Linked DNA regions of Mus musculus: region 2 is linked to region 1. A link is a loop called in an ENCODE intact Hi-C map of the cell type or tissue named here. Cell type or tissue: left cerebral cortex. All regions are shown on one strand. Each heading gives the region's core, and the rest is flanking DNA. Links, peaks and the distances in the headings are about the cores only. Region 1 has its middle 51 kb from the start of Gm34297. Region 2 holds the start of Gm40750 (a long non-coding RNA gene).

What was found. Hi-C counts contacts between places; a loop is a spot of excess contacts. Peaks named below come from ENCODE experiments on the same cell type or tissue, not always from the same donor. Only the 100,000 strongest peaks of a DNase experiment are listed, where the experiment ranks them.
Region 2: a loop joins it to region 1, with 11 times the contacts of the local background. A loop is called at or near these places in 2 of 42 quality-filtered maps.

Annotation. Positions count from the first base shown.
Region 1 is chr10:98,478,182-98,494,226 of GRCm38, forward strand. No RefSeq gene overlaps it. Among named protein-coding and RNA genes, the nearest start is that of Gm34297, 51 kb to the right of the region's middle. In left cerebral cortex, for the core only: no CTCF peak of the experiment used is centred there; DNase peaks (open chromatin) are centred at 7,767 and 8,196; H3K4me3 peaks cover 392 bases; H3K27ac peaks cover 2,216 bases.
Region 2 is chr10:98,799,985-98,816,029 of GRCm38, forward strand. It overlaps Gm40750 (a long non-coding RNA gene), which reads left to right and starts at 7,153. Exons shown (of 3, transcript XR_871989.2): 1 at 7,153-7,249; 2 at 7,853-7,946; 3 at 8,784-9,481. In left cerebral cortex, for the core only: no CTCF peak of the experiment used is centred there; DNase peaks (open chromatin) are centred at 5,224, 7,034 and 8,009; H3K4me3 peaks cover 204 bases; H3K27ac peaks cover 2,177 bases.

The DNA of each region.
Region 1 (16,045 bases), core at 3,604-11,603:
ATGGGTCCCTTCAAACCAATGAGGCATGGATATCATTCTACAAAAGTTGTGCTTTGGTCCCTAAATGAGGGTGATGTATGATTGGATAGAGCATGCAACACAGTGCTGGGAAGTCTCCACTCAATATATAGATGTCCTCTAAAGAAACAATTTTCAGGGAGTCAAGATAGCTAAGTGGGTAAAACTGCTTGCCTCCAAGCCTGACAAACTGAATCCAACTGAATCCCTAGGTTGGTCAGTCTCTAGATGGTCATTTCTTCAGTCTCTACTTCACACTTTGTTTCTGTAACTCCGTCCATGGGTGTTTTGTTCCCCCTTCTGAGATGGATAGAAGTATCCATACTATGGTCTTCCTTCTTCTTGAGTTTCATTTGGTTTGTGAATTTTATCTTGGGGATTCCAAGATTCTGGGCTTCTGGGCTAATATCCATTTATCAGTGAGCACATAGCTCTCTCCTGGAAGTCTCTCCCAGTGCCTCACAAATACAGAGGTGGACTGAGCAAAGGATCCCCAAAGAAGGAGCTAGAGAAAGGGCCCAGGGAGCTGAAGGGGTTTGCAGCCCCATAGGAGGAACAACAATATGAATTAATTGTACCCCCAATTAATACCCCCAGAGCTCCCAGGGACTAAAGCACCATCCAAAGAGCACACATGGTGGGACTCATTGCTCCAGCTGCATATGCAGCAGAGGATGGCCTAGTCAGATGTCAATGGGAGGAGAAGTCCTTTGTCCTATGAAGGCTGTATGACCCATTGTGAGGGAATGCCAAGGCCAGAAAGCAGGAGTAGGTGGATTGGTGAGCAGGGGGAGGGGAAAAGAGAATGGGGAGGGTGTTCTTCAGACGGGAAACCAGGAAAGGGGATAACATTTGAAATGTAAATAAAGAAAATATCCAATAAAATTTTATTTTAAAAAATACTAAGCCTAAAGCTATAATATGTATGCAGAAGACCTAAAGTCTTTGAAGAAATAATAAAAGTGCCTTTGGTATGACTATAGATCATGAAATTAACATGGCCAGTATAAGGCAGAAATTTATTCCCAATCAACTAATAGCTTACATGAGATAGCCTGCTTGGGATTCTTTTCTTTCATTGCAATGATAGATGTAGCCTACAGCAATTCAAGTCTACAGGAAGAACAGGTGAGGTGAATCCTGGATCAGACACTGTAATGCATTTACTTTATCAAATTTTATTGAGCTTTTAGTTTTTAATATCTCTCCTGAGGGGACAGGAACACACACACACACACAGTGAGAGAGAGAAGGGGAGGAGAGAGAATTGATTAAGCATATAGTACTAAGGAAAAGAACTAACCAAATGGAGAGCATGCCACCCCTACTTTAGTAAACAGAAAATACAAACTCATTGTAAGTAATTTGTTTACATTCTATTCTGCTTTTCAGAAAGAAGAAAACATGCTTCAAAATTATGTTCACATGGTTACAGGGGATGCAATCGCTCTTGTCTTAGATAATTACGATTTTAAGGTTTATGGTGATTTTATTTTATTGTATTTTTAATTTTGTGTGTGGGGGGTGGTTGTATGCAAACATTAAAAATATGAGTGATTGGTTAGTTAAATAACCTAATAGAAACCAGGAAAGCATTATTATTTCATTGGACTAATTAGGAGTTACCTTTTGAAGTTAAATCACATTAATGCTGCACAAGTCACATACTTTGAATTTCCTGCCACATCACAGATGACTGGATTCTGAAGGTGCTCCATCCACCCTACACTGGTATGTTCTGGAGGACACTGCTGGCTTACATTCTAAATAACTGACTGATAGAAACATCCTAAGCCAGCATTGCAAGGCTTCTTTGCTTGTCAGTTAACTGCCTCAGGCAACAGGCAGCAGCCAGCTCTTGAGCAGCCAAGGCAGACATGTCGTTTCCAGCTGGTGCTATGCATAGCATCTGCGCATCCATAACATTCCTTCAGAGTGATCTTCTCTAGGTCTTCCATCCCTTGAAGGCTACTAGAGTTCCCATTGTTAGCAAATCAGCATCTGAGGAGACCGAACACAGCCTTCTGGAAATGCAGACGCCTAGCAGAATCAATCTACCCTGAGAGAACTACTTCTTCAAGTGAAGGGATACAAAAGCCAACATCTGAAGATATAGCCTAAGGGAGACATAATTCCTATGTCTTTATTTATTGAGCCTCTCTTCTTCACTCTGCCCAAGTGAAATAAACATTTTTTAAAATAAAATATTCACTGTCTTCTATATTTTAAGGTTCCATCATCTGGAAGAAGTTTCCAGAAAAAAAAATCCAAAATTCCCGTAAAGCTATTCAAAGCAGAACATGCATTATAAAAATGGGCCCATTGAATATATTTACCTTGGGATAAAAGCCTGGCTTAAATTTGTTGGGATTACATGAATAATTACTCAAGCTTAGTTGAACAGAGAACCTTGTGCAAAGTACACTCAAAACAGAGCTATAGCCACTGCTTTTTGTTTTTTGCCTCTTTCAAACTAATATACCCCAAACAAACAAGGATGCCTTCCATCTGTCCCAAACCTAAGAATTCTATCAACTTCCCCTGCATTGTCAGATCACCATCCCCCGTTAATTTAATCTGAACGTCACTGGGATTACAGGCCCATGCCACGACATAGGTCACTGAATCCTTTGAATATTCCCCATTCTGTGTCACTTCCGTATTGTGATTTATGTCTCTCTTGTATGTCTCCAGGATACAGTCCTATCCTCTCTCCACCCCCAGCATCACTTTGGCTCAAATCTTTATCATCTATTAAAATGTATCTTTCATACTGCTCTAAAGGCAGATGGGCAATAAAAGACAAAGGCAGACCTACCATCCCCAGCTTGAGAGCTTCACAGTAGAATACACTGTTTTGTTTTGTTTTTTTTTGTTGTTGTTGTTTTTTTTTTTTTTTATTCTCCAGCCCTAACTACCTACCCAATCTCACATACTGGCTGCAATATTATATCAACTGCATTTTGCCAGGAAACACTGCCAATCTGTACTTTTAGGTCATTCCACACTTTCTCCTGCCCCTCTGCTTTTTGTCCTGAAATATGAAAAGCACTCATAGAAAAGAAAACTTACTAACTTTAACAGGGTACTCAGTGATTCAACAACTGCCAGGAAAGCAATAAAACGAATGCATATGAATATAAGAATGGCTATAGTAAGAAGCCATCACTTATTGAGCTGAGTACCACTTAACGACTCCCCTCTCCACAGGCTGAGATCTAGGTAGTATCAAAACAAGACTAGACACAGCTCAATGATGACACAGAAGTCAGACGTTACTGTTATGCTGGCCTGGGGGAAATGACTGGAGAGTCACTATCTGGTATTTGTTCATGGGGAGGTATCTCACTAGGAGCAGCTGGCTATAATGCTAAGGGATTCCTGGGGACAGCTGTGGATTCTAGCTGCTGCCTGTTGTGACTTGCCACAAGAATCAAATCAAGAAACCCCATGAGAGTATGTGAGTGCAACAAGCATCCCAGCACTGAGAGGCAATTATTCCTCCCATAGTGTGTCTCAAGCATCTGCTATGATCAAGTGGGGGGCGGGGTAGTAGGGAGGACATTCTTAATAGTTCTGTCTCCATTGTAGGCAATAGATGGTGAGCACAATTTGGACTCAAGAGACAATAAGTCAACAGCGGGCAGCTGCCTACCTCCCTTTCATCATAGCCTTACTTACCATCTCACCTTGATCCCAAGAAAAATTAAATAATTCTTCAAAATGTTGCTCCTATCATGATTACAGACAGTTTTATGTGTAGCTTATCTCTACAGCTCCTGCTAGTCCTTTCTTCATGTGACATAGTCAACAACTATATCCATGAGGTGGGCTTCTCGATGTTAGAGCTCATAAAATAAGCATAAAATTAGAGCAAACAATCAACTAATGGAAGATTTCAGAACACATGAAAAATAGAGAAACTAGACATCGCTGGGGAACATTAATGCTTTGGAGTGCTAGCTAATAGAGTTTTCAATTTGGGGTGTGTGTGTATGTGTGTGTGTGTGTGTGTGTGTGTGTGTGTGTGTGTGTGTATGTGTGTGTGTGTGTGTGTGTGTGTGTGTGTGTGTGTGTCTGTGTGTGTGTCTGTGTGTGTGTGTATGTGCGCGCGCACATACACATAACACATAACATTATGGTGCATTTGGAGGTCATACATCAAGTTATGTGAGCCTGCTCTCTCCTTCCACTGCCTAGGATTGAAGAAATCACACTTGGGTCATCAGCCTTGATGGCAAGTACCCTTACTCAGTGATGATCTTTTATCTTGAGTAAAGTGGATCCAGTTTTCACAGTTCTGTCCTTTAGCAGCCAAAGGCCATACTGATTAAAATACTTATAACATGCGACATAATGGACTGAATGGAAAAGCGAAAACCACCACTCCATTGTTAGGAGTGGCTTCCATTTCAACATTTCTCACACCCTTTCATGATACTTCCTTTAAATGTGACTCGCACACTGCATTGTATTTCGATTTTAATTTTTCCCACAATTGCTCTTCTCTCTCATAAGGTTCCTATTAAAATTCTTTTCATCCTCATAGTATCAAAAAATGGGATCGTGGCATAGGAAAACGTGAAGATCATGTCCTTACATATCCAGTGCTCCCATCTTCAGAGTGCTCATCACTTTCTGTTCTGTTCGTAACTTCTCCACCTTTTCATCTGTCTTCATTAAGACTCTCTAGAGCTGGAATAATAGACACACATTAACTCTAGCTTAATTAAAGCAGATAAAGTGGGTCTCATATGGCATTGAAAACAGAACTTGCCCCCATCCCCGCCTTCCACTCGCCAGCATGTTCATATCAACTTGTTTCACCATCTACCTGCAGCTGCCTGGAATTTTTTAAATTGCCACTGCAAATCCCAGGAAGGGAGAGCTTGACTCCACTTACTTGGATCAGGAGGCCAGGTCAATTCTAATCAACTATGATCCAGGGCTGGAGCAGATATTTCTTGCTTCCTTCCTCCTCCCTGTCTCTAAATACCATCCCTGACATAGTAGGGTGGTTACATCTAACTAAAGGAAGAAGGCTGTGTTATAAGTCAGAAACTTACTGTTTACTATAGTTGACTATTTAAATTCCATATAGACCCAGGCCCAGTGGAAGAAACACCGCATAACCATCTTTCTTGATTGTAAGAACCAAATTTAGTTACTTTCTTCGTTTTTATATCTTCACCACAACTCAATTGATTCTCAGTACATTTTTGCCTAAATAATTGTTTTTACATCCACATGACTCATCTTTGTATCTCCCCAAATCCGAAAACAATAGCATTAAACAGTATGAGTTGTTTGGCATAAATGACATACTAAAAGATTCCTTGGGTCTCTAAACACCTATGATGCACTTGCTTGCTTACCACAAGAGCAATTATTTATTAAACTTTCACAGTTATTCTGAAACTTTGGTGGATAGCACGTACACCAAAATGGCCAAAACTGACTGCTTTTGAAAACCTAAATCTCCATTGTAGATTTTTGAAAAGCAACCAAGCCCATGGGGTGTCATTAAATTATGATTAATAGTGACAAGAAATGCAGTGTAACTATAATAAAGAGGTCTACTTTAGACTATATTGTCCTTACCAAACAGGGATGGTGAGTCCCTGTAATGGTAATACTTAAGAAAGCTGAGCCAATGCAATGTAAATTGAAGCCTACATAATTAATCCCAGGCCCGTATGAACTACAAAGCAAGATCTTGAAAGAAAATCAGAGAAATCCTAAGGAATGGCCAGAAAGTCCGTCAGTGGTTCTCAGCCTCCTGATCCTGTGACCCTTTCATACAGTTCCCCATGCTGTGATGTTCCCCAACTATAAAAATATCTTCATTGCTAATTGATCACTGTAATTTTGCTACTGTTATAAATTGTAATGTAAATATCTGATATGCAGGATATCTCATATGTGACCTCTGTAGGGTTATTTGACTTCCCTTAGGGGTCACAACCCACAGGTGGAGAACTGCTGGCCTAAGTTAAAAACACAAATTGAATGCAGATAGTTGGAGGGCAGAATTTTATGGGAGTGAGAAACGTGTATGAAGACTGCATGGGTATGAAGTTGGTGCTTCCAAGAGCAACATAAGGTTACTATACTTTTAAAAAGTTAGCAATCAGTCCAGTCGGAGAACGTGTTTCATAAGAGGTATGCAGAAACCAATTTACAGAGACAGTGCTGGATGTGTTTGATCCTGCATCCTTCAAGTGCTTCCCTGGGTGCTGCAGAGAGGCCAGCATCATGGATACAGCTCAATTTTCAAAATACACTGTCTTAGTTAGTCACTGTGACCAAGCCAACTTATAGAAGACAGAATTTATTGGTGCTTACAGTTTCAGAGGGTGAGTCCATGATGGGGTGGGGAACGTGGCACCAGACAGCTCAGGCCTGGCAATGAAGCAGCAGAGGAGAACTTTCATCTGATCCATAAACATGAATCAGAGAAAGAGCCAGAGAACTACCTAGGAATACCATGGGCTTTGTAACCTCAAAGAACACCCCAGTGACACACCTCCTTCAACAACGCCACACCTTCCAATCCTTTCCAAGCAGTTCTCCCCATTAGGAACCAAGCTTTCAAATAAATGTCCCAATGGAGGATAATCTCATTCAAACTATCACATGTTCTCTGACTGAATGGAGGCAGTGTCAAACTAAAAGCAAATTTTGAGACCAGTTCAGCAGGGAAGCACCCACACTGTCCTTGCCGCTATCTGCAAACCTTCACTTCTGAATTTCTCTCCTGCTCACCTTCAGAAGGCCTTTTCCTCTCAATTGCTTCCTGTCCGGCCTTCTTGTGACTGAACCATGGACCCCTCTTCCCGACCTTACACTTTCTGTCTCCCATCCTCTCATGTCTTCTTAAAAGATAACACCTGTATTTCTGTCTTTGGCTTTGGAATTTCAGTCATAATCTATATGACCAAATTGTTGTTGTTGCTTCACATAGTTTTAGAAATTATGACAGAGACCAACTGTGATTAGCCATTGGTATCAGCTTAAGGACTTTGCAAAGCACAGAGTCCCTAGGTTTGCTTGTCATTGTTTCCAATCAGTAGGCCTGTGGTGTGGCTGAGACATTTGTGTCCTTAAATAAATAACCCGGAATAATACCAAAGACCATCCATGTTTCAGCACCCTTGCCTGTCACACAATAATCAAGTTCATATCACACCACTTTAGTTCAAATGATTTCTAACACCTTTAGCTTCCAGAGATCACTTGCAAGACATGCTGCCATGCCTATTTGGAAGTCATCAACCAACAATTTTTCAATGATTCTTTTCTTTCAAGACAGGTCAACTTCTTTTCTGTGGTGCCTTAATATTTGCCGTTTATAGACCAAAGACACCTGTTCTCTGTGAAAGAGAACTGTTTTTTCAAATTTAAAATTGCAACACGGGATTTTTCTAAATCCTGCAGCCCCGTTTTTATTAGCAGATTGATACCAGTTGTGCACAGTCCTGGCAATAACAAGAAGCAATGTGCTCCTGCTTCCTATTAAGAAAAACAACGTTTCCTGATTTCTTATTACTCACTTGCTTATAAGGTTAAGGTATCAGGTAATGTGAGAGAACTGAAGGGCATAAGCTTATGTGATCTGCTAGAACCAAAGGAAACAAGAGCAAATTCAAAAACTCTGCGCTCCCAAATTTCTAGTCTTCTGTTTCTCGCCTAGAGTCATACTACCTCCCACACCGCACATGTTGTAAACTTTATGCGGCCCATCTGTTAAGGAGTTTGTTTTCCAAATTTGCAGGGGCTTGGCTCTTCTGGACTGAGTACCAGAACTAAATGTGACACAGATTTTTTTTTTCCCTGCTTAATAATTTTCAATCGCAAGGGCACTGATGTCGGAAAAGGTCAGGGGAAAGGAGGCAAGCACCGCAGGAGCGCACTGACTGTTAAACGGCAGGACATAGGCAAGCACATACTTAGCATCCGCCATGATGACAGGCATAGCTGTGCTCAGGGGATGTTGCATTTTTCAGGTTGGTTGTGGGATAAATGTGGGCACAGCTCGGCATTTAAAATGAGGCAGACTCAGACCACGATGTTTCCTCACAGTTAATGCAGAGACCATAGATAATAATTATGTTGCTGAGCCCACAGAGAATTTTTACGACTGATCCTCTATTAAACTGGCAAAACAAGAGGATAATGTCTCCAGCACTAACAAGTTGGCAGGGAAGTCGCTGGCAGCTCCTCCCACTGATGTTCCATCTGTGTGAGCCTTCAGCAGGATCCAGGATATTGTTTCCCTACACAGGTTGTTCCTGCAGTATAATCAAGAGAGACTGAGTGTAGATAGCTTTATTGTTTTTGAAAAAAAAAAATCACTGCCACTTCAGGGTAAGCAGCTCCTGGGCTGGGCACCCTCAGTTAAGTCTTGCTAGGAAGAAGCAGCCATGCGGTGACGTCAGCAGGAAAAGAACCATTTCGAAGCACCGGCTTGTCCAAACGACGTGAAGTCGCAGGAGAAGAAGAACTGCTTCAGAGCAGGATTCATTTTAGAAAATCCTTTTGAGTCCCTTAATCGAAACTTAAAAAATTGCTTTTGTTTAAAAATACCATTTTTGCTGGTGGCTAATAACAGAGCGCGTTTGCCCAACCTTGACTCTCCTCCGGTGTCCTGGTTACTGGCTCAGATTTTCCTCTTAAAAAATAACAGTTAAATGTTGAGGGAGAAAGATCTGTGAAGGCAAAGGGGGTATATAAACCAGCTGAGTCAAATCCTGAGTCAAACTCCTGTGTCAAACTCCTGTCATGACGTCTGTCATTGTACACTTGGCATGCGATGCAGAAATGGCCTCTGGACAAGCCAGGCAGCTGCCTCCATAGATTTCCTAAATACTCTTCTGATATTTAAGACATATTTTAATAATGAATTTACTGCATATTGTGTCTTATCCATTGTGTGTCCAGAATAGGGTCTCACTGGACATACTTTCTTGCTCTGATAATGGAAATGGATTCTAAGTCATCACTTAGATGAGGGAGAATGTTAAGCTAGTCAACCCTGCACAAACACATGGTACCACATACAACTCACTTTGGCAGAGGATTATATGTAAATCGCAGGTAAAATAGGCAACATCATGGTGCTTGTTTGCGCCAGCCTGGTTGTCCATATTTAATAGATTTGAATCTCACCCCAGGAAAGAAATACTATTATTATACCCTGTTTTTCAGATGAGGGGATCGAGGCTTAAAAGTAGTTAAACTTGCCTAAGACCTACCCCCTAGTAAGCGGATATCTTTATAAAGCTCAAGTTCTCCAGCCCTACTCTGGGTGGGACAACTAAAGGAGGCCTTGCAATTCTGCTGAGCCATTTTTAAACCATCTCTAAGACCTTACCAAAAAAATCAGCATAAATCAGACAAAGGCGGTTTTCGTCATCTAGTGCATGGGTCCTCCTCCATAGCATTCGCTTTAAATTCATTTCCATTGGTTAAAGGGGTTCACAAAATGATCTCCTTCTCTCTTGTCTTTATGTATTCATCCCCACACTCCTACCATACATTGGTTCAAGCCCCTCTCCAGCGCCAAATGAGATAGAAACAAAGAAAAATATCAAAGCTGTGAGAGACGCCAACAAGCATCTACAAGGTTAGTCCTTCCCTGGAAATTTCCATCATTGTCTGATTCACTCAGCAACTCTTGCTCATCTAAGCACAGGACCAGCAGAGCTTTTCCCTACCTGCGGCACCCTTGTTGTTTCCTACTGTCCTTTTTTCGGGGTTACAGCTCACTATATTGGGTGGGTTGGTGAGCAGGGGGAGGGGAATAGGGAGGGGATTTTCGGAGGGGAAACCAGGAAAGGGGATAACATTTGAAATGTAAATAAATTATCTAATAGAAGAAGAAGAAGAAGAAGAAGAAGAAGAAGAAGAAGAAGAAGAAGAAGAAGAAGAAGAAGGAGGAGGAGGAGGAGGAGGAGGAGGAGGAGGAGGAGGAGGAGGAGGAGGAGGAGGAGGAGGAGGAGGAGAAGGAGAAGGAGAAGGAGAAGGAGAAGGAGAAGAAGAAGAGGAGGAGGAGGAGGAGGAGGAGGAGGAGGAGGAGGAAGACCCTATTTAATTACATCAAGACCTCATTCCCATGCAACTCACCCGAGGACCAAAAGGGGTCTTTTAATTATTGAATATTCTTAGGTGCATTGGAGGGACTCCCATTCAATGTGTATTCTGAACGAATTAATGATTTCACGAGGCCTTCATTTTACAAAGGAAAGAATTTGCACTGGAGGTAGAGATGATGGCTTGCTTCCTGCTACCAATTCATTAGTCAGTGGTAGAGCTGAGGGTCAGCTCCCATAGTTTCCACCATGAATGCTGAGGTCTCCAGAGCTGTCATCAACCCCGACTGTTTAAATACCTGGAGACAAGTGCACAGCATCCATACCCTTGCCCTCTCTATTATGCCTGCACTCTGCCATGCTTCCGTAGCTCTGGATACAAAGGTACACCTTTCTCTTACCTAGATCAGGTGCCTACATCAGGAATACCTGGACATTACAAATGCAGACTGATTTTACTGTCTTTTCAGCATGCCTTGGTTGCTTGGCTGTTTGCACGCTGGAAAACCAGAAACTGATCATCTTATCTGTTCATGCAGGAAAATAGAGGGAGTGATACCACTCCTCTTATCAGTATTTATAGCCTCAATATTTTTTATTGATGCCTTCTTCTCTCATATCCAAATATAACCCCCTCATTTAGAATGGAGAAAAGGGAGAAAAAATATGTCAGGCTACAAGTTCCTTGTAATACTGCCATGTGGTCCCCAGTTTCTAGCATCCAAAGTGATGGCTGAATCCCCAAGTGCCACAACAATACTCAAAGCCACCAGTAAATGAAGGAAATAAGAAAAGAAATGTCCCATGTTTTGTAAGAGGACTTTCCCAGAGGTTCTATATCAGATTGTTAAAACTGTTCAGGGGGCCACACTGAGATGGAAAGGAATAGGAATAATGTAACTTTTGACCAACCAAAAATCCAGAATTCAGAATTCATTCATGGGAACCTTCAGTTCCTTTTTTATTTTATTTGTGTGTGTGTGTGTGTGTGTGTGTGTGTGTGTGTGTGTGTGTGACTGAGAGAGAGAGAGAGAGAGAGAGAGAGAGAGAGCTGCTGGTTATGTGATTGAATCCAGTGTGTGTCTTGAACAGGATAAGCACTCTAACACTGATCTTGTAGTGCCAGGGAAGTGTTAGTGATCCCTCCAAAAAAACAGACAGGAGCCTATCTGATGCAACCACAGTAGGGCTTTTTATATTAGAGCTAGCTCTGCCCCACCCCTCAACATACTGATATCAAACAGGATGGTTTTGATGGTGGGCAGCCCTGAATATATATTAGGGCAAGGCTTTATAAAAAGCTACAAGTGTGGAAGGGGTTGTTTAATCATCTAATTGGAGAGCTACCAGGATAATTGGCTGGTGCTTGGAATCATATCATAAACTTAATTTCTGTTTCCCTCTGCATTGGTGGTCATTAGGCAGGGGCCAGGCTGGTAACCTGGGGATGCAGAGCTGTTGGGGTAATAACCTGGGTACATTGTTCTTGTTGTGGTATAACCTGGACAGATGCAGGTCTTGTTGGGGGTTAGTCTAGAGATTGGAGCTAAGCTCATGTTTTGTTGGGGGGGTAACTTGAAAACTAATGAGAAGTAACAGCCTGTTAGTTTACCTGAGTTCAAACTTAGGTCAGTTTCTCTAGAATAGAATAGAATTTAAAAGATTTGGCCTCTCAATCTATAGCCTTAGCTAACTTTGACTTATTTTCTCCTATGTAATTCACATGTCTATAACGTAAGAGTCTTATAACAATCTCCCTGCCTTTTTTCTTTTACAAATCTTGTTTTCCTTTGAACATAGTGCTAATGAACTGAGCCAATAGTCCCCTTTAGATCATTTTTTTTTAATTTTTGTTCATTTTCCCAATTTCCTATTCCTCTTTGTTTTGGTGTCCTAAAGGCTATGCCTTTTTGAAAATCATCACATCACTGTTTCTACACACACACACACAAACACACACACACACACAGCACACACATACATGCATACTCACATACACATAGTCACATACACACACAAATGCACACACACACACAGCACACACATACACACATACATACATATACATACTCACACACACAACACACACATATATACACACATACTCATATATATACACATACTCACACACACATGTACACACACAAAGCACACACATAAACACATACACACACACACAAAGCACACACATAAACACATACACACACACACAAAGCACACACATAAACACATACACACACACACACACTCACACTTTCCAACTCTCCATCCTTTCTGCCCAGTGTCCTTTTCAATTCCAAGTTCTACAAATTCATTTTAGACTACAAACTAGAAATTTAGATTTATTCTACCAATTAAAGCCTTAACATCTAAAACAAAAAGAAAAAAAGACCATTATTATAAGAAATTATATTCAAAATACAATGCAGAATTTTTTAATAGGAAAACATTCTCTGATTTTCCCATATCAGGCAAAGCCATTTGTTCTATATCATACCACAAAGCCTAGAACAACTACAAGAATTACTTACTTAATGGGATAATTTGGGTAATGTCTGTTAAAAAAAAAGAAAAAGATTTGTAGTTCCTATAAAGTACTAGGTCATAAGGACAAGAAAAGTATCTTTCTTTGGGAAGCAATTTATCTCCTGTACTAGCTAGCAGTCGTGAGAAATAAAATAGGACAATCAAAGACACATAAAGGTACCATCTGCCATTATGATATGCTCAAAAGTAAAACTATGTTGGTTCTTTATGTATTACCTGGTTTTTTTCAAACCCACCGTCAGTGGATGAATACCAAGTGAGATTATCAGCCTCTATATTCATAAGATGGTGTCCTAAGCATACTTCCAAAGAGATGTGCAAATAACATAATATACAAAACAATCCTGTCCATGGGGTGCTGTAAAACAGATTTGAAGAGTCAAACTCTGTTCCAGACATCACAGAATCACTACAGAATCAGGACAACGGTGCACATCCAGATGATCCCATGGGTTATAAATCTAGACATGGACATTCTGCTATTCCTACCTTAACAACGAGAATGATTTCTTCAAGAGATGACTACATCTTCTACTTACTGTCCTTAATGTGCATTTTTTGAGAATATATTTGGATTTTAGTTCCAGCTTGAACAAGCTTGTGACCTTGAACAAACTTGTGACCTTGAGCAGGTTTTAGTCCTTGAACAAGTATTTTTACTTCACCTTCTGTTTCCTTATATGAAAAACCTGAAGGGGGAATACTGATACCTACCTTGGGGCTATTGAGAGGATTGATATGGTAAATGTGGAAGGCGTTCTGAGGATGATTAATCTCTTTTCTAATTAACATATGTTTGATATTTCAAGTTATACCCCAGCCCTACTGGCCAGGGAATCCATTTTTAATATGTCTAGTCTCGAGTGTTTTGTGTTGATTGAGTAGCTGGAGTCTCACAGGCTCTGGTTATCTGTAGCCTGCTTGTCATATCCTACATAAAGTCACAGTAATGATTACTGTAACAATAATAGTAGTTCATTTCCTGATTTCTGTTCCAGTTTACTAGAGGAAAACCTCCAACTACCAAGAGATCACCTTCAAACGGCTCCCTCTCCACTGTAATGCTCTTCTGACAGAAACAGCATTCCTACTGCACTGAAGGCTTTCCTCCTCCTTCCTCCCTCCTCCCTCCTCCCTCCTCTCTCCTCCCTCATCCCTCATCCCTCATCCCTCATCCCTCATCCCTCATCCCTCCATCCCCACCCCCTGCTTTCCTTATATTGGTGAACTGGCTTGCTCTTTTTCTCCCAAAAATCCATCTAGTCCTTATAGGGTCCTTGGCTCTACTATCCCAATCTCAGTTTAGATTCCAATAGAACATCATGCTCACTTTTGAAAATCAGTTTAATCTTGTTGGGTTATGAGGGCTGACATTCCTACTGCCTCCTCAAATGATTCTTCTTTGTATGGACAATGTTCTTGGAGATGAAACAATTTTAGACTACTCACATTCTCTCTCTCTCTCTCTCTCTCTCTCTCTCTCTCTCTCTCTCTCTCTCTCTCTCTCTCTCCTTCCTTCCTCCCTCCCTCACTAATTTTCTAACAATCATTCCCAATCACTGCAAATTTTACATTGGTTATTGCTAGCTTCTATCTTCTCTCTCAATGTTCACAGCCGCCAACTGAAATGAGTCATTAACCTTCTTGCCTGGATTACCGAAAAATTCTAATTTATCTTTTCATCGCTTCTGTTTTCCCTTCTATACAGCAGTTTTCTCATCTACAAAGTTGGGACATGTGACTGACGGTTGCTGCTCTGAGAGACAGAGTCTGGGAAAAGCAAGTTGAACTGACCAAAATTTTTCCTATAAATTTACATGACTGTTTCAATCTATTTTTGGTTAAACCAGTCAACTAGGTCATTTTTTTTCTGGTTCACACTAAAAGCAAGTTGATAGAAGTCAAACAGTACTCCTTTGAAAACCAAAGGTAAGTGTCCTAGTTTTCAATTGTAGAGGTTAGGGAGATGTCCCCTACTGGAGGATCTGCCATAGGGCTACTTTCATCTGAACTAGAACAAAGGTAATTCTGACCTGGAGTCATCCGTGGGTGGTTGTAAGTAGCCTTTGTGGCATAAAAGCTAAGTGGATGGATATTCCTGCATTCACGTCGAAGCTAGACCTTTTATAAGAACAGGGTGGTGTCCAGCTTCTGTCCTCAACACTTAGCATATACGACTTGACACCACGTTGATAACAAATCACGTTTTGATTCAATAGTTGAAAGAATGGACTCTTTTCAATGTGCCATTTCAAAGAACTTATCAATGAAGCTTCTTTCAATATCTGGCCTATCCTCTATCCCTGCCAGGTTTTTATTTTGTCAGACAAGACATTCAAATAGTTATATGACCGATGTACTTTAATTATAAGTACACACAGATATAACACTGGAAAGGGTAATAAACCGAATCTTACCATAGAAGAATGTGTTCCTTCTCAGCTCCTACGGTCCAAAGAGAAAACTTCTAATGCATGAAATAACTTAGAGGGCAGCAAGCAGGCCTCCTCCAGAGACATTCCCAGCCATGTAGGAGGTAACAATGCCTCTTTCCCAGCGTCATGCATGTCATTTTCAAGCATTATTGAATTTTACGGGAAAATAAAACATTATTTCCCAGTTTTGTGATCCTATAAAAAGGCATTTAGTAAGTAAGAACTTTGGAGAGGTCCTCTATACTCGAAGCTCAAATGTCGTGGCTAGAAAAGAGACTGGTTCCCCTAGCCATGACTGAACAATGTGGCTGTTCAGAGAACAGAAGATAATGTGGAGTTACGTGTTTTCTAAAACATGAACAGAGAAATATATTATCACAACCACTATTGCTGTCATTTTTATATATTAGTGACCCTGATTTGAATTACAAAAATAACTAAAAGTTGATAATCTTCCTCAATGTATATTCCCAAAATATGGCTAGCTGCTTAGTAGCATTACAAAGAATGCTAGAAAACCAGAACTCCCTAAATAAATTCTCGGGATGGGCTGCCCTATGCTCCCTGGGTTCTGTGTGTGGATTCTACAGCAACTCAAGAGCACAAAAGGTGTCCAGTATTTTAATGAAGCAAGTGGCAAGATCCAACAAGGCCATTAGCATTACACAGGGGAGACAGCAAGAGAAATGACTTCTTCCTCTAGGATACTGGAAATGTTCAACTATACTTAAGAGAAACCAATGTGACACTTTGCTTTTATTGTTTTTTAAAAAGAGACCTTCAAGTCTTCTCATTAATAGCTAAGTTTATTCGGCTGCTTTCTTCTGTCATTCTTTATACGTACTGGTATTTGTCCCTATGGTTTTTTTGTTTGTTTGTTTGTTTGTTTACTAACTTCATAATTCCACTTTTTAACTTCTATTTCTCATTTTACAACAAGACAACAACAAGAAG
Region 2 (16,045 bases), core at 3,395-11,394, 320 kb after region 1:
TCCTCCTCTCTCCACCTCACTGTCACAGACACCCTTATGGTCCTGCCTTCCATTAGCTGGATGTGGACCTTGCCCACATCTGATGACTAGGAAACTAACCGACAGGATTATAAGATTCCCTTCCACAGGGCAACTTGTACACAAATAAAGTTGTCATTATCTTATAGGAGAAAATATTTCTCAGGAAATATTGGACTAATTTCTTTTTGTCATCAGTGAGCTACAAACAGTGCCTTAGGTTTGTGATATTCAGAAATTACTTTGGATTGGTGTCTGTTATTAACGAAGTTTGTTTTAAAAAAGAGAATGAAGCCTCCATCCCTGCCTTGTGACCCTGTCTTATCTGTTATCGAGACAATGTTACCAGTTAGATCCTCTGCTGTTGGGTGAATTAAGTTTAAGAGTAGATAAAATAAAGGTCGAGTTACAGTATGTAAACTGATCTGGAAGAAAAATGAACAGGTGGTTCATCTACCATGACACAGAGCACAGCTCTTTGTGCTCCTTGTTCTTGGCCCTAGAAACCATATGTAACTCAAAGTCAGCAGGAATGTATGACCTTTGAATTTGTCCCCACCCCCACACCCATGAAACCAGGGGTTGAAAGCAACTAAGTATCAGAACTCCATGAAATTACTTAAACCTCAGATTTTTGAAGTAAATAAAACAATTAGTCTTCAAAACTCTTTTAACTTTATTTTTCACTTCATCAAAGAAGAATAATTTACAATACCTTCTGTTTCACACACACACACACACACACACACACACTAATTTTTTTCTGTTAAAAAAATAGAATTTTTTAATTTAAAAAAAATCTTCATTTTTGCAGGCTTGTTTCCCTGTGAGAATTTCATGCTATTCAAGCTTCTGCATTTCTTTGTAATGTTGGTTAAAGTGTTTCTGTTGAACAGTTATTTATTTAGCAGCATTTGCCACAGCCACAGAGCAGGTGAGCTTAACCCTTTTCAACAAGGAAGCTATTGTTGCAGCCCTTTGCAATCTAGCGAATAACTCATGCTCCTTGACTCCCATTTCGGATCCACTTTCAAAAAAGTGGAAGTCGGACCCTTCAGAAAGACTCGCCATTATCTTTGTACTGAAATAAAAGGCAGCTGCAGAAACGCACCAGCCTCTCCCCTCACCCCTCATCAAGATGAAGACAAAAGACCATAAAGATTGATGTCACCTGCAGCCACTCCATTTTCCTCAGATGGAAAAACACAGAGTAGCTCCAAATGAGATTTGTAACAGAGCAGCACGTCACAAAGAGAACGTGGAAGATCTCTTTGGAAATGGCATTTGCTTAAATCGATGAGGCTTCACTAAAGAAAAGAGCAATTCAGGAAAACCAGAGTTAATGTCGTGCTTTTAAATATGAGAGAGAGCTTCACGTGTAGCCATCTGAGAGCTACTTAGGTTTTCTAGCAGCACGTTGGTCTCTTTACCTAAAGGTTCTGTTAACCTCGGTTTACTGCATAGTTATAAGTTAGAGTTGTTCTGTGTGAAGTTAGGAGAATCAGATATGTTTATAATGAAGAACATGCACTAGATTAGCAGTTTGAGGACAGCCTGGGCTACATAGGGAGCCCCTGTGAAACGAGAAAAGGAGGGAAATAGGGAGGGAAGAGAGTTAGGGGAGGAGCAAAGGATAGGGTAGGATGGGGAGGAGAAGGGGCAGATGGGCAGGAGGGAAGACAGGAAGGAAAAGGGAGGGAAGAGGAGAGAGAGAAAGAAGAAAAGGAAGACTTGAGAGAAGGAAGGATAGAGGTAAGGAGAGGAGAAGAGGGTAAGGCAGGTCAAAAGGGAGGAGAGGATTAAACTAAGAAAGGAGGGTTTTAAATATAGAAGGAAAAGCTACTTTCATCCAAGACCACTTGACCCAAGGTCAAGGGGTTGGAGCTAGCGGTCTCAAATCTCTCACTGCTTTCAAAACATAAACTGTAATATCATTCTTATGAAGTCTTGTGGTGGCGGTGGGGAGTCACCTTCCCTTCTTGCTTCCCAGCTAACTCAACTTTATTACTTTCTATAGTCAGGCCCATAACTCATAACATGTTTTATCATTACTTTTTTTCCCTTATTTTTGTCTTTCTCTCCTCTAGCCAATTTTATTAAGAATATGCTTACTCAGAATTGTCGTCACACAGAGACACCCACAGACCTGGCTAGCCAACTGGTGCGGCTACACCGCACAGCTGCAGGCAGCGTTACCATTGGCTTGGATTTCACATCCCGCAAACGGCAATCAGTGCAGGTCTTTCTTGTCCTGTTTAAGGAGTGCAAAGCTTCCCCCACTGACAAGTGAATAAACTGAGCTCATACTCATATTAGCACATTATTACTCATGGGAATAGACCTCTGGGATCTGAAACTATAGGAATGACCTTAAATGACCTACAGTTTCAGTTATCTGCGATAATCTTTTGAAGTGTTAGCCATATGGAATGTGCACTGTTTGGATTGGACAAACAGTGCTACTGTTTTATCAAATTATCTTGTATTCGTATGACCAATGGCAGAGAGACGGTAAACTTCAGTGTCTACTGGTATACTTCAGTTACATTCACCATCAATTATTCCAGTCTTCATTAATTAGTTATATGAGACACAAACATGTGTTCTTCAAGGAGGTGGCCTCATTACAATTAGGTAAGTATGGCTTCGTAGCGATCTAGTAGGCATATTATATAACTCGCACCGAGGAAAACATGCACCAGCTTAATTCTTCATTATGATTTCAGTAGTCTGTTAAGAGGGGCATCTTACTGGGAGAAGAAGTTGTATTCGGACAAAATAGATCCAGTTTTTGGAAGAAGAAAGAAAGAGAGGGGGAAGGGAGGGAGTTAGGGAGGGAGGGAGGGAGGGAGGGGGAGGGAAGGAAGGAAGGAAGGAAGGAAGGAAGGAAGGAAGGAAGGAGGGAAGGAAGGAAAAAAAGAAGGAAAGAAGGAAATAATTCTAAGAGAAAGTATAGAAGAATATCAGATCCACTGGTTTTTTGGGGTTTTTTGTTTTGTTTTGTTTTGTTTTGTTTTTCATTTGATTTCATGTCCTGGTTATAGATTTAACTAATACAGCCTTAAACACAATAGTATATAATCTTTACTCATCTCAGTGACAGCTTGGAGTCTTTGCCTTTCTTCTCTATATTCAATATACTCTGGACTTAGGTAAATAAGTTTTTAATTTGTCAAAGCCAGTTATTACTTTTTAACCCACCTTCTGTCTTGTATCACGTTTACTATTTCATACTAGAATTATTGCTCTTATATGTTTTTTGGTTTTGGTTTTTTGTTTGTTTGTTTGTTTGTTTTTTGTTTTTGTTCTTTTGTTTTTTCGAGACAGGGTTTCTCTGTATAGCCCTGGCTGTCCTGGAGCTCACTTTGTAGACCAGGCTGGCCTCGAACTCAGAAATCCGCCTGCCTCTGCCTCCCGAGTGCTGGGATTAAAGGCGTGCTCTTATATGTTAACTCAGCTAAAATAATGGGCAGTGGATGTCTTAAAAGTGGAGTTACATGTGAGGAAATAACACTTTTACAGATATTTCTCAAATTATTTGGAACCTTCCCTCGACCACTTGTGTTTAGAATCCTCCCTCTATCAAAACTCACATTGTACCTGCTGCATATTGGGAGCCAGCATCCTCTTGCAACCACAAGAAAGAAGCCTTATCTGGGAGGCTGGCTGGGGAAGGATCTAGCCTCCGTGACTTATGATATGGCTCCCCTAAATTGTTTTCTACATCGACCATGGCATATGCTGAAGGCTAAAGCTGATGGCTGGCTCAAATGAGATGCAGTTCTCAGGTTGCTTAACCAAAACCCTGCTTAGAAACACTTTTTTTCTGGAAGTCAAAAATCCCACTTTGAAATTCTCAGCAACTCTCGAAACCTGGAAGATTTAAAATGTTACTTTTTTTGTTGTTTTCCTGGAAGACCCATTCAAGTGCTTCTTTCTCCTTTCATTTCCTCCAATGAACCAAAAGATAAAATGGCTCACTTGAAATTCATGAGCATTTTTATATACGTTCCTCAGAAAAACTTCATTCTAAGCATTCTCAATGCAGTGTAAGTATTTTTATTTTTAAGATTTAAGAACCAAAGACACATGAGGGGGGTATGTATTGTTATGTCAGATAATTCTTGTAAAAATAATCCCTGGAATCCTCTTATAAAATAGGAACAAGATCTAAATATTTTAGCAGGACTTATGGCTCCAGCGAGTCCTATATTTGCCCTTGCATTTCTCTCCCATGTCTTCCCCCCACCCCCCAGTTCCCTGTATCTCTAGGCTCTGCAATTGTATTTCACACTCCTCTTGGAATTGTCTCTTCCTGGAAGGCTCACCTTTCCTCCTTTGAATGGCTGTTTACCCTTTGACTTATCTTCAGCCTATTAAATATCATTTGCCTCCAGTTTATTCAAAGTGAGAACTCTCCTTGCTTGTCTTTAATTTGACATCTTGTCCCTGACTTTCTTAACACATAATTTACAATTTTCTATTTCCCAGGAGCCTATCATAGGATCTCACACTCCAAGAAAAAATGAATCAAAACTAACTATAATGTTGGACCTTGGTAAGTTCTTGATAAACATTTATTTAGTCAATGAACTCGAAGCCACAAGGAAGTCATAAAAGAAAATTATTTTATTTCTTTATACTGGTGCACCATTACTTCAATTCAAATATTAAATGCTAGAAAGTGGCTTCCTTTACATCCATAAAAATTAAGGTCTTCCAACACAATTTATTTTTAAAAAATTAGGTTGTAATGTTTAAGGGAGTTTTAGTGAGCTTGGGTTTCTCAGACTGACATATGAGGATGCCAAATTGTTCTCTTCAGCCTTTAAGGTGGTAGGCCCACCTTCCATGATGACATTCAAGTCTTAAAAGCAACAACTTGCGCCAAGACCTGTCCCCTAGAGAGACTAGTCATTGCACAGAGATTTGATGGGGCAGCTGCTGGCACTTGCCTGCACACAGTTGCCTGCGTCTACTGAGAAAGGAGAGTAAGACAGAAAACTAGGAGGGCGCCACAGAACATGTCAAGGATTCAGGTCCCATGGAAACACTGGGAAGGCATGATAGTGATTTGAACAGGGGAAAGATGTAAGAAAAGATGGACAGGCCAGAAGTAGCCTGTGCATCCTTCCTGCATTGGTAACACAAAGATGTCATTATAAGATGTGCTTTGAGTTGGGTTTCACAGCCCACTCCAGGGGCTGGGGATGGACTCAGGAAAATGATAGTTCCTGTTAGTAGTTTCTGCCTAAGCTGCATCCTGTACTGCTTTCAGTTCTGTCTTTTATGGAGGACATAAGTTTTGAGTATCTTCCAAAGCAACACAAGTAAAAATAAATCAAGAAAGATTCTGTTTTACACTCCACTTCCCTCCATGTCCTTAGCCAGGAAGAAAGCCAGCATGGGTCTATATCTTTCCAAGTTGTTCCTCTGTGAAGCACCATTGAACTCCCAATGGTTTTCTGTAAGGGATAGCTCCACATGAAATAAACATGGGAACAAAGGAAAGACTCAGAGAATTTTGTGCTACTAGCTGATAAGAAACATGATAGATGATGAAGATAGATAGATAGATGATAGATAGATAGATAGATAGATAGATAGATAGATAGATAGATGGATGATGGATGATAGATAATCATCCACCTATAGAGAGATATAGATATAGGAATGTATCTATACCTATCTATAGATAGGTGATTATGATGATGATGATGACAATGATGATGAAGATAGATAGATAGATAGATAGATAGATAGATAGATAGACAGATGATAGATAGATAGATAGATAGATAGACAGACAGACAGACAGATAGATGATAGATAGATAGATAGATAGATAGATAGATAGAGGACAGACAGGTAGATAGATGATCATCCATGTATAGATAAATGATCATCCATGTATAGATGCTGGAAAATAGATAGATGATAGATACATGATAGATGATAGATAGATTATCATCCATCTATAGATAAATAGTTATAGATATAGGAAGAAATCTATATCTATCTATAGATAGATTATGATAGATAGATAGATAGATAGATAGATAGATAGATAGATAGATAGATGGTAAATAATACATGATAGATAAATTATAGATTATAAATATACATATTTGTATAACATTTAATAATAATTGTGCTACTGATTACATGTATTTGTAAAAAATGGCAGTGCAAATTTAATGACATCAGAAAGCTTATAGAGTTTTCTAAAAGTTTTTTTTGATAATATTTTTTTCTTTTTCTTTTTCTTTTGTTTTTTTTTTTGTTTTTTGTTTGTTTGTTTGTTTTTTGTTGTTTTTTTTTTTTTGAGACAGGGTTTCTCTGTATAGCCCTGGCTGTCCTGGAACTTACTCTGTAGACCAGGCTGGCCTCAAACTCAGAAATTCGCCTGCCTCTGCCTCCCCGGTGCTGGGATTAAAGGCGTGCACCACCACATTCACTAAATCATAAATCTGTTTATTTCCTCTATGGAAAAGATGGTTACCTGGTGTTCTGGCTTTTTTTTTTAATAGTTTAAGTATTAAAAAACTTCTTTGTGACTGAGCATCAGCTTGAATCAGGTTTACTCATTTATCAAAATAATATCACAGTAATTTGACAGCATAAACCCAGCATGCGCAAGCAGAGAAGTACATTGTTCTTTAGGGATCGCAGGCAGCTTTGCAGTGACTAGGCATTTCCTGTCTATTTTTTTTCCCCTAAAATACATTCCTGCGACTTTCATAAGATCTGAATTAAAAGTCAATGCTTCTCAGAACTCCACGAACCAACTGCAGATGCTGATATGCCGATAGCCACTGATCTGAGGGGAACAGAGTTCACATGCCAAAACCCGGTTGCCTTTTGGTATATTTTTACATCTGGACTCCAAGTCAAACATCCTATCCCTAAACCTCAGCCCCTCGCGCTCAATCACTCGGAAGTGGAGGGGCGTGAAATGGAAATAGAGGGAAGCAGAAGTTTGAAGGAGCAGGCCTGGCACCATCTGGGCTATGTAGGAGGACCGGAGTGGGAGAAGGAACATGATGGCATATGCTCCGAAAGTACAGAGTGTAAAGAAGGGGTAGCACCCTTGTTTTGCAGACTGGTTACTACATTTATGTTGCAGAAGGTTCAGGAGACAGAGATCCTCAGATTTCAGTTCAGCTGCAAAGTCACATTCTACAGCATCGGAGAGCGGAGGGATCATCGCAAGTGTATCACAGTCTGATAGGTATACATAACTGGCCACGGGTGGGATCTCTCGCTGCTGGGTATGAGTTTGCAGGGAGGAGCCATGTTTAAAATGCCTCCTGCATCCCACACACACACACAGACACGCACCACGGGGCACACGAGAGTGGCAGAAGCGCTGTACGCGGGGAACATCTGGGTTTAATTACAATCTGTGTTTCTGGGAGAAAGTCAACCTCTCAGCCTAACTCCTCCTTCTCCTCTGCAAAAAAAGGTGGGGGGGGGGGGGCAGGTGGGGAAGGTTATGCCAATCTGACCTTCTCTTAAGGAATCTTGAGAATGAAGTAAACTAATACGTGCACCCATGCAATGTGAACTGTGCACCGCTCCGCCCTGGAAGGTGATGGTGTTGTACCTGGGATTGAAGAGCCACAGGTACTTGACAAACTGGTTTCTCAGTGAGGATTGGTTTGTTATTTCTCTGTACAAGGATACCTTTGGATTTCTTCAATTTCTCAGCTCTATCAGCGTTTTGAACCAGGAACCTCCTCAATGAAAGCTGGGGTGGGGAGGCAGATCTTTCTTGAGCACTGCAGGATGTTCATAGATAAAGGCTCCCCTCTCTTCCCATTGGTTCCAATAGCAGCATCCTTGCTCCATTCCTGCAAATTAGAACCCAAAACGTCTCCTGACATGGTCGACTGTTGCCAATGGAGGCAGGTTCCCAATGAAGGCAGGTGAGCATGTACATAATTGATCAGCAATTGAAAAAAAAAACTGATTTAACATAGATTTAAGTATGAGTAATCTATTTTGGCAAAGCCATGTGAGTTCTGTCTTCTCCATCACTAAGTCATAGCATAGTAGGCACATAGGCTGCAGTGAGCACTCCACTAATCTGCTTACATGTATTACAAAGGGGTACAGTTAATGCATGGTTTCCGAATGAAGAAATTGATGCTCACAGGGTTGAAGGAACTTGCCCAGGTTCAAAGTGAAGTTCTGCATCCTGCTCTATAGCATTCCAGAGATGCACTTTACCGCTTCTCCTATGCATAAGAGCAGATTTGGCCAAATAGCTTGTGTCTGATGAGCATGCTTCATCCCTGTCAATGGGAACATAATTTGAGACACCAAGAGGATAAAGCATAACGCTATCAAGGATTGGAGATGCTTGGTATTTACATGAGCCGTAAACCTAAGTAAGGCATTAGAAAACCAGTCATGTGGGAATACATGCACGGTGTTCATTTAATGCTACAGAAGCTGGGTTTTGTGGATTATATTTTCTTAGTAAATGTTTATACGTTGTTGTTTCAATGTTAATAGAAAAGATGAAGCTGTGCAGAAAGCACAAATATGTTAAGATTAGGTTGATGGAGTATGTGATTGACGTATATGACTGCTTAAAGACTTTCTATCGATAAGCTCAGGACAAACACTATTGTTCACTAGATACCTGTGTGCTGGTTACTTTTTGCCAGGTACCTAACTAACACAAAGGTAATGCCAAGTTACTCAATGTTGAATCTAGGCTCTTCCAAATACTCAGACTGCTTTTATTGTCCTTTCAGGACTCAAACAATGGAGACGAGGAAAAGCTGACTAATATGTGTTAAGTCACAGAATTCAGGGCAAAGGAAAACTTTAATTACCGAGTAATGTATAACTCAGATCACCACCGGTGTCAATCATTAATGGCCATTGCAAGAGGAACCAGGGTAGCAAAGGGATTTAGTGTCGTAACTGATCCATCACTAGGGGGATGGCTCCTTCTCCACTGACAATGAACAAGATTGTTGAGTGCTAATTTACTACAAGAAAGTCTGATTTCACAGCCCTGGGACTTCTTTTCTCCTCCCCAAGGCCAATCGGAACCCTTAAGTTTTACAATGCATTGTATCGTCAGACAATAGTCTTGAATCATAACAATCCGGGGAATAGCTCTTTCTACTAATGCTAAGATCACACAGTGGTTCCCATAGGGGTCAGAAGACCAGCCTTTTCTCTGCGCTGAGATTTGTTGTGACAACTACATAAAGATCATGACTAGAGTGCTGCCGTCACCTTCCTTAGTGAGCAGCAAAGGATCCCGGTCCACCACACCACCATGTTTACGCTCTGATGAGACCCTGGATGGGAACACAGAGGACGCTCTGCAAGAGAGTGTGCATCTGAATCAGCCCACACCTCTAACGGGCAAGGGTCTGAATTCTGAAGCAAACAACGAGTAACTTGGGCTGCCTTCTGTTGCAAAGGACAGGAGCCTATCTCAATTTTGTTTAAGGCAAAATTAACAAGTTAGTGTTGTCTTTATCTGGAGAAAAAAAAAAAAAAACCTTTAGGCATGAGCAGAAACAAAGTACATTAAGATTCTGACGCCATCCCAAAGCAACAGATTTAAGTTACAATCAATTCGCTCCTTTATTGGATTGTTAAAGGTAGTAACACAAATCCAAGCTTACATCCTAACAAATAGGCAAGGCAGGTGTTATCTTCATCTTGTAAAAGCTGTTAAATGATGTGTTCTTAGCTAGTGAGCTACAAAAGTGATAACTGACGGACCCAGATGTTCGGAATCTCAAACGCGGTGCTGTTCCCCAATGTAACATATTTTGAGAAAAATAAAAAGCGTGGCATAACTTCTTTATCTCCAGCATCCTCAGCTAACAGTTGTGGATAGGGGAAAAGTTGGATTATTGGGGCATGCCTGTAAGGGCAGTGCTTCTCAACCTGTGAGTTTCAACCCCTTTGGCAAATGTCTATCTCCAAAGTTATTTTCATTATGACCAATAATAGTAGCAACATTACAGTTATGAAGTAGCAACAAAAATAATTTTATGGTTGGGGGTCACCACACCATGAGGAACCGTATTGAAGGATCAGAGCATTAGAAAGGTTCAGAAGCACTGGTTTAGTGGATATACTAAGACCTTGTCACTTGCTGTTTCTTGCTTTGCTGTCCAACTGCATATGAAGTAACACTCTTCCACCACGTGCTCTCACCCTGATACCCCCGATATCATCACAGGTCCTGCACAGCAGAGTAATCACAGGCTGAACCATCGGTACACACACAATGAAGCACCTTTTTCCTTTTAAGTTGATTTTTCTCCGACATCTTATGACTCAGAGACAGAAAGCTAAACCAGAAGCTTCCTCCCTTTGTCTTTCTGTCCTTAAGTTTAACCAAGAGGAATTCATAGGACTGCCTCATGAAAGTAAAACCTAAAGTCTATGCCAAGGAGATGCTGATGTTGGCTTTGAATATCATCACAGCAAACGAAAGATGGAGAGTAGTTTGTGTCACTATTTACTCCCAGGATGCAGGCTGTTATGTTATGGGCAGAAGTGACAGAAAGGACATTGAGATTCATTCCTAACTGGCCCTGTTGCAAAACTACAGTGTCTCAAGGGCAGGTATTGGCTTTGGTTTATCATCATATCCCCGACAGTAAGCATAATTTGGGTTCAATTAATGGAGAACATGTTTTAATGAGCCATAAAATCTGAGGAATGAGTAAAGGAAAAAATGGAACTCTGGAGACATTATGAAGGCCATGACTATAGACATTATTCTTTTTTTGCGAGCATAATGAAAATTAATCATTTCTTAAGCTCCCATTGGTAATAAATGAAGATTACTAATTGATGAAGGACACATATAAGTTACCCTATTGTTATGGGGCTGTCTAAAGTTTCAACACAGTTACAATGGAAAGATACCAAACCTGCCGCCTAGGAGACTCTCTGAGCTCTGTCTCCCCTTGCACATCAGGGACATGTTGTCATCTAATATCGACTGTTCAGTTGTGGAGCTACTCATGATGAAATTATAGTCCCAATCCTCAATATGGAAACAATTTGGACTCCTCTCTGAGGCCGCATCCGGTAGCCACTTTTGTTCCTTCCCCTCAGAACTCAGAGTCAAAATGCATGCTGCCCAGGTCTTTACCCCTCATTCAATTTTTACGCTGTGACTCAGTTTTCAGTACTGTTCTGCTACACATGGTCCTGTGAGTTCCCGATGCCGTACACAGATTTAAAATTCCAAAGTATTGTGTTTATTCTGTATACTCTCTGACCTTCTTGTGACCTCCAGCATTATATACTAAGGGCTCCTTCAAACTTTCCCCTCCCAACACCTCATCCCTTTGACTTCCTGCCCACCCCCCATTTACGCAGTCATGCTTGCATCATTTTCCCTCTGCTATTGTCTCATTTAAAGCAATCATTCCCCCAAGTTGCCATTGTCCACCATCTTTTCCACGTCCACACCCCTGTAGAGAATCTTATCTCTATCCACACCTTCAGTAATGACCAGTAGTCTAACAGTCTCCCAAACATGTCTTCATTCTTGAGCTTTAGACCAATAAATCTACAAGTGATTCAGTTACCTCACGGGCATCTCGGCTTCAACCCACTGACTTGTTAGCTCACACCTCCCTCTGGGAACACCAGTATTACTTGCTCCATTGCCCAACTTGGAAGAAATTCTGTCAAACTCAATCTTCTTGGCTTTTTGCTTTGTTTTGGTTTTTGGCCCATTTCCCCGGGTTCTCTAAACTTTCTGTTTACTCCAATATATATATTATTTTGTGCTATTAAATGCAGTCTCACTGCCTTCATTTGCCATCACCACAACTAGGTTCATCTCTAAAACATATGCACAGGCTGTTCTACCAAACAAATATGATCAGGTCGTATTTCTGCCTGATACTTTCAAGATGCAGTTCTCACTCCAGAACAGGTTTCTTGCAGAAGATTCTGGACTATGTAACCCCAATACCATTCTCCTTCATTCGCAGACACCTCGGTTACTTTTCTTATTCATAACTGTAGTACAAAACCGGTCTTCAAAGGGAATTAAAGGAAGAAGTTCTGAGAACATGGTCCTCAGATTTAATGAAACACTGTATGGCTCTAGTTAGCCTTCAGCAAATAATACTTCCTACACAAAGAAAAACTCGTTTTTCTCTGAAGCTTAGCAAGTTATCTAAAAAAATCAATCCTCAATAAGCATGGTGGTTCAGGTTTATAATCCCAGCACATGGGGAGAGACTGAGACAGGAGGATTGCAGCAAGTTCTGGATTACATAACGAGTTCCAAGTTAGCCTAGACTGGAGTAAGACTCTGTCAAAAGTAAACAGTCCTAAATTTTACCCTTCCTTTTAGGAAATATGCTCTCCAGGGAGAACTTTTAATGAGACATTTAAGAATTCCCACTCCCCAAAATATATGAGAAATTCCTGAATTTATAAATGGGCTGTGTTCCAAAACTTCTTTTATAACTTGGTTCTGTGAAACTTGGAATGCATTTTCTCATAGAAACAATGCTTTATATTTTTATTTAATTTAAATCTAAACTATTTTTAAAATGATTTAAAGCAATATATAATAAAATGCATATGTCATAAGCTTTTAAATAGTGAAGGAGAGGTCTACAACAATACATGTGGCCTATGGAAAGTAATTATATCATAAATCCTATAGAACTACACTCACCCAAAACTGAGAAACGTTAACTCAGAGAATCCTGTTGCAAGAGAATACAAAGTGAAGAAGGTAATGAGAGGGCCTTCCTTCCTTCCTTCCTTCTTTCATTTTCTTCCTCCTCTTCCTCCTCTTCCTCTCTTCCTCCTCTTCTGTTTCCTATAAACTCCTTTTTTTGTCTTCTCATTTGTCTAATGAAAGGCTGCAAGATGACTTACATGATATTTGTTTCATTATAAACTCTAAGTAAAGTAATTGGGTTGCTACTACTGTCTAACCTATTGCCCTTTATAGTATATTCAATAAACCCATTTTTTCTTAAAAAAAAAAAAAGAAAGAAAGAAAGAAAGAAAGAAAGAAAGAAAGAAAGAAAGAAAAAATTAGTAAGTATGTATTAACTACTAGGATCACACACCTATACTATCCTACAGATAAATTGATATAGTTAATTTGAGGAATAAGAACCTATCTTTCAGGCTAGGTGGTAGTAGCCCACACCCTTAATCCCAGCAATAGGGAATAGGGAGGCAGAGACAGGTCCCTGAGTTTGAGGCCAAACTGGTCTACATAGTGAGCTGCAGGACAGTCAAAGCTACACAGAGAAACTATTATTAAAAACAAAAAACAAACAAAAAACTCCCCCCAAAACCAAAAAACAAACAGAGAGCCTATTCTCTGATGATAGGTAACACATGAGGAAGAGTTGACATCTTTTGACCACTTAGAACATAAGTACACCTCATAAAATTGCAAAGCTTCTGCAAAGCAAAAGACACCGTCAATAAGACAAAAAGACCACCAACAGATTGGGAAAGGATCTTTACCTATCCCAAATCGGATAGGGGACTAATATCCAATATATATAAAGAACTCAAGAAGGTGGACTCCAAAAAATCAAATAACCCCATTAAAAAATGGGGCTCAGAGCTAAACAAAGAATTCTCACCTGAGGAATACCGAATGGCAGAGAAGCACCTGAAAAAATGTTCAACATCCTTAATCATCAGGGAAATGCAAATCAAAACAACCCTGAGATTCCACTTCACTACAGTCAGAATAGCTAAGATCAAAAACTCAGGTGACAGCAGATGCTGGCGAGGATGTGGAGAAAGGGGAACACTCCTCCATTGTTGGTGGGATTGCAAGCTTGTACAACCACTCTGGAAATCAGTCTGGCAGTTCCTCAGAAAATTGGGCATAGTACTACCGGAGGATCCCGCAATACCTCTCCTGGGCATATATCCAGAAGATGTCCCAACCGGTAAGAAGGACACATGCTCCACTATGTTCATAGCAGCCTTGTTTATAATAGCCAGAAGCTGGAAAGAACCCAGATGCCCCTCAACAGAGGAATGGATACAGAAAATGTGGTACATTTACACAATGGAATACTACTCAGCTATTAAAAAATGAATTTATGAAATTCCTAGGCAAATGGATGGACCTGGAGGGTATCATCCTGAGTGAGGTAACCCAATCACAAAGGAACTCGCACAATATGTACTCACTGATAAGTGGATATTAGCCCAGAAACTTAGGATACCCAAGATATAAGATACAACTTGCCAAACGCATGAAATTCAAGAACGAAGACCAAAATGTGGACACTTTACCCTTTCTTAGAAATGGGAACAAAACACCCATGGAAGGAGTTACAGAGACAAAATTTGGAGCTGTGACGAAAGGATGGACCATCTAGTGATTGCCATATGCAGGGATCCATCCCATAATCAGCTTCCAAGTGCTGACACCATTGCATACACTAGCAAGATTTTGCTGAAAGGACCCAGATATAGCTCTCTCTTGTGAGACTATGCCGGGGCCTAGCAAACACAGAAGTGGATAATCACAGTCAGCTATTGGATGGGTCACATGGCCCCCAATGGAGGAGCTAGAGAAATTACCCAAGGAGCTAAAGGGAACTGCAACCCTATAGGTGGAACGACAATATGAACTAACCAGTACCCCGGAGCTCTTGTCTGTAGCTGCATATGTATCAAAAGACGGCCTAGTCGGCCATCACTGCAAAGAGAGGCCCATTGGACTTGCAAACTTTATATGCCCCAGTACAGGGGAACGCCAGGGCCAAAAAGGGGGAGTGGGTGGGTAGGGGATTGGGGGGTGGGTATGGAGGACCTTTGGGATAGGATTGAAAATGTAAAGGAGGAAAATACCTAATAATAAAAAAAAAGAACATAAGTACATATTCTACTGTATTTGACTTTTGTGATTACCCTGCGAAACAATACAATTACTTCTATTGCTCCATTTTACAAATGAGGAAGCTCCAGAAGATGTGAATAATTGAAGTTACCATGGTTACAATATTAAAAGCCCCATAATTTTTTTTCTGGAATATTAGTGACCTCACTCTGCGTCTTAACAGAAGTTGGAAAGAAAAAAAAAGTGAATGTGACCTCTGTCAGGCACGAGATGAGTGAGCTGGCTGCCTTCTTTCTCATGGTTAGGCACCCAATGCCTTTGCACTCACTCCTTCCCTTCTGTGCCTTGAATCCTCCAAACTTGTGTCCCACCTGAGGTTTCTGTGCTTGACATTGCCTCTGCCTAGGAAACATTTCTCCCAAAATCTACTGATGCCTTCATATAAGTCATATTTCAAGTCAAAAGTCAAGGAACTCTGCTCCTCCATGGCCAGCCAATGTGATATTCTCTAATTTATTGCTAGGACTTATTTTCTGTCTGTTTATTAAAATAGCATGTGTTCTCTTAACTCCTAGAATTGTTCTGCTTGAAGGAAATTACACATGGGTAGGATGTCTGGGCTATACTTGCTACTTTAAGCTTTTTGTTAGCATCACACACACACACACACAAAGAAAAAGAAATCGAAATTGAATTTTAATAATATACATTTAAGTCAACATTACTATTACATTATATTCAACCAACTCTAGCCAACCTAAAATATTTTTATTTTAAAACAAAACCGTAAGAATTTGGTGAGTTCTTTTTCATTCATATATTTATTTATTCAGTTCATATCCTGATCACCACCCCCCTCTTTTCCCATTTTCTGCTCACATAGCCCCTCCTTTCACCCTCTAAGTACCAATCCACCCTGGATATTTTAATCTCTAATTTCAATGTAAGTATTCAAAATCCAGTTCCTATTTTAATTGGATATACATTGCAAACCCAATAGGACCACATTCCTGCTGCTCAATAGAACATTTCAAAATTTCAATTAATTTCATACAGCCATTGGCTATCATACTGGACAATATAATTTCAAATGTAAACTCCAATTCTCTGATTAATCCCTCTAGGGCTCAAAGGAACATAATAGTAACCTCTTGACTATTTAGTAAAATTGCATAATGG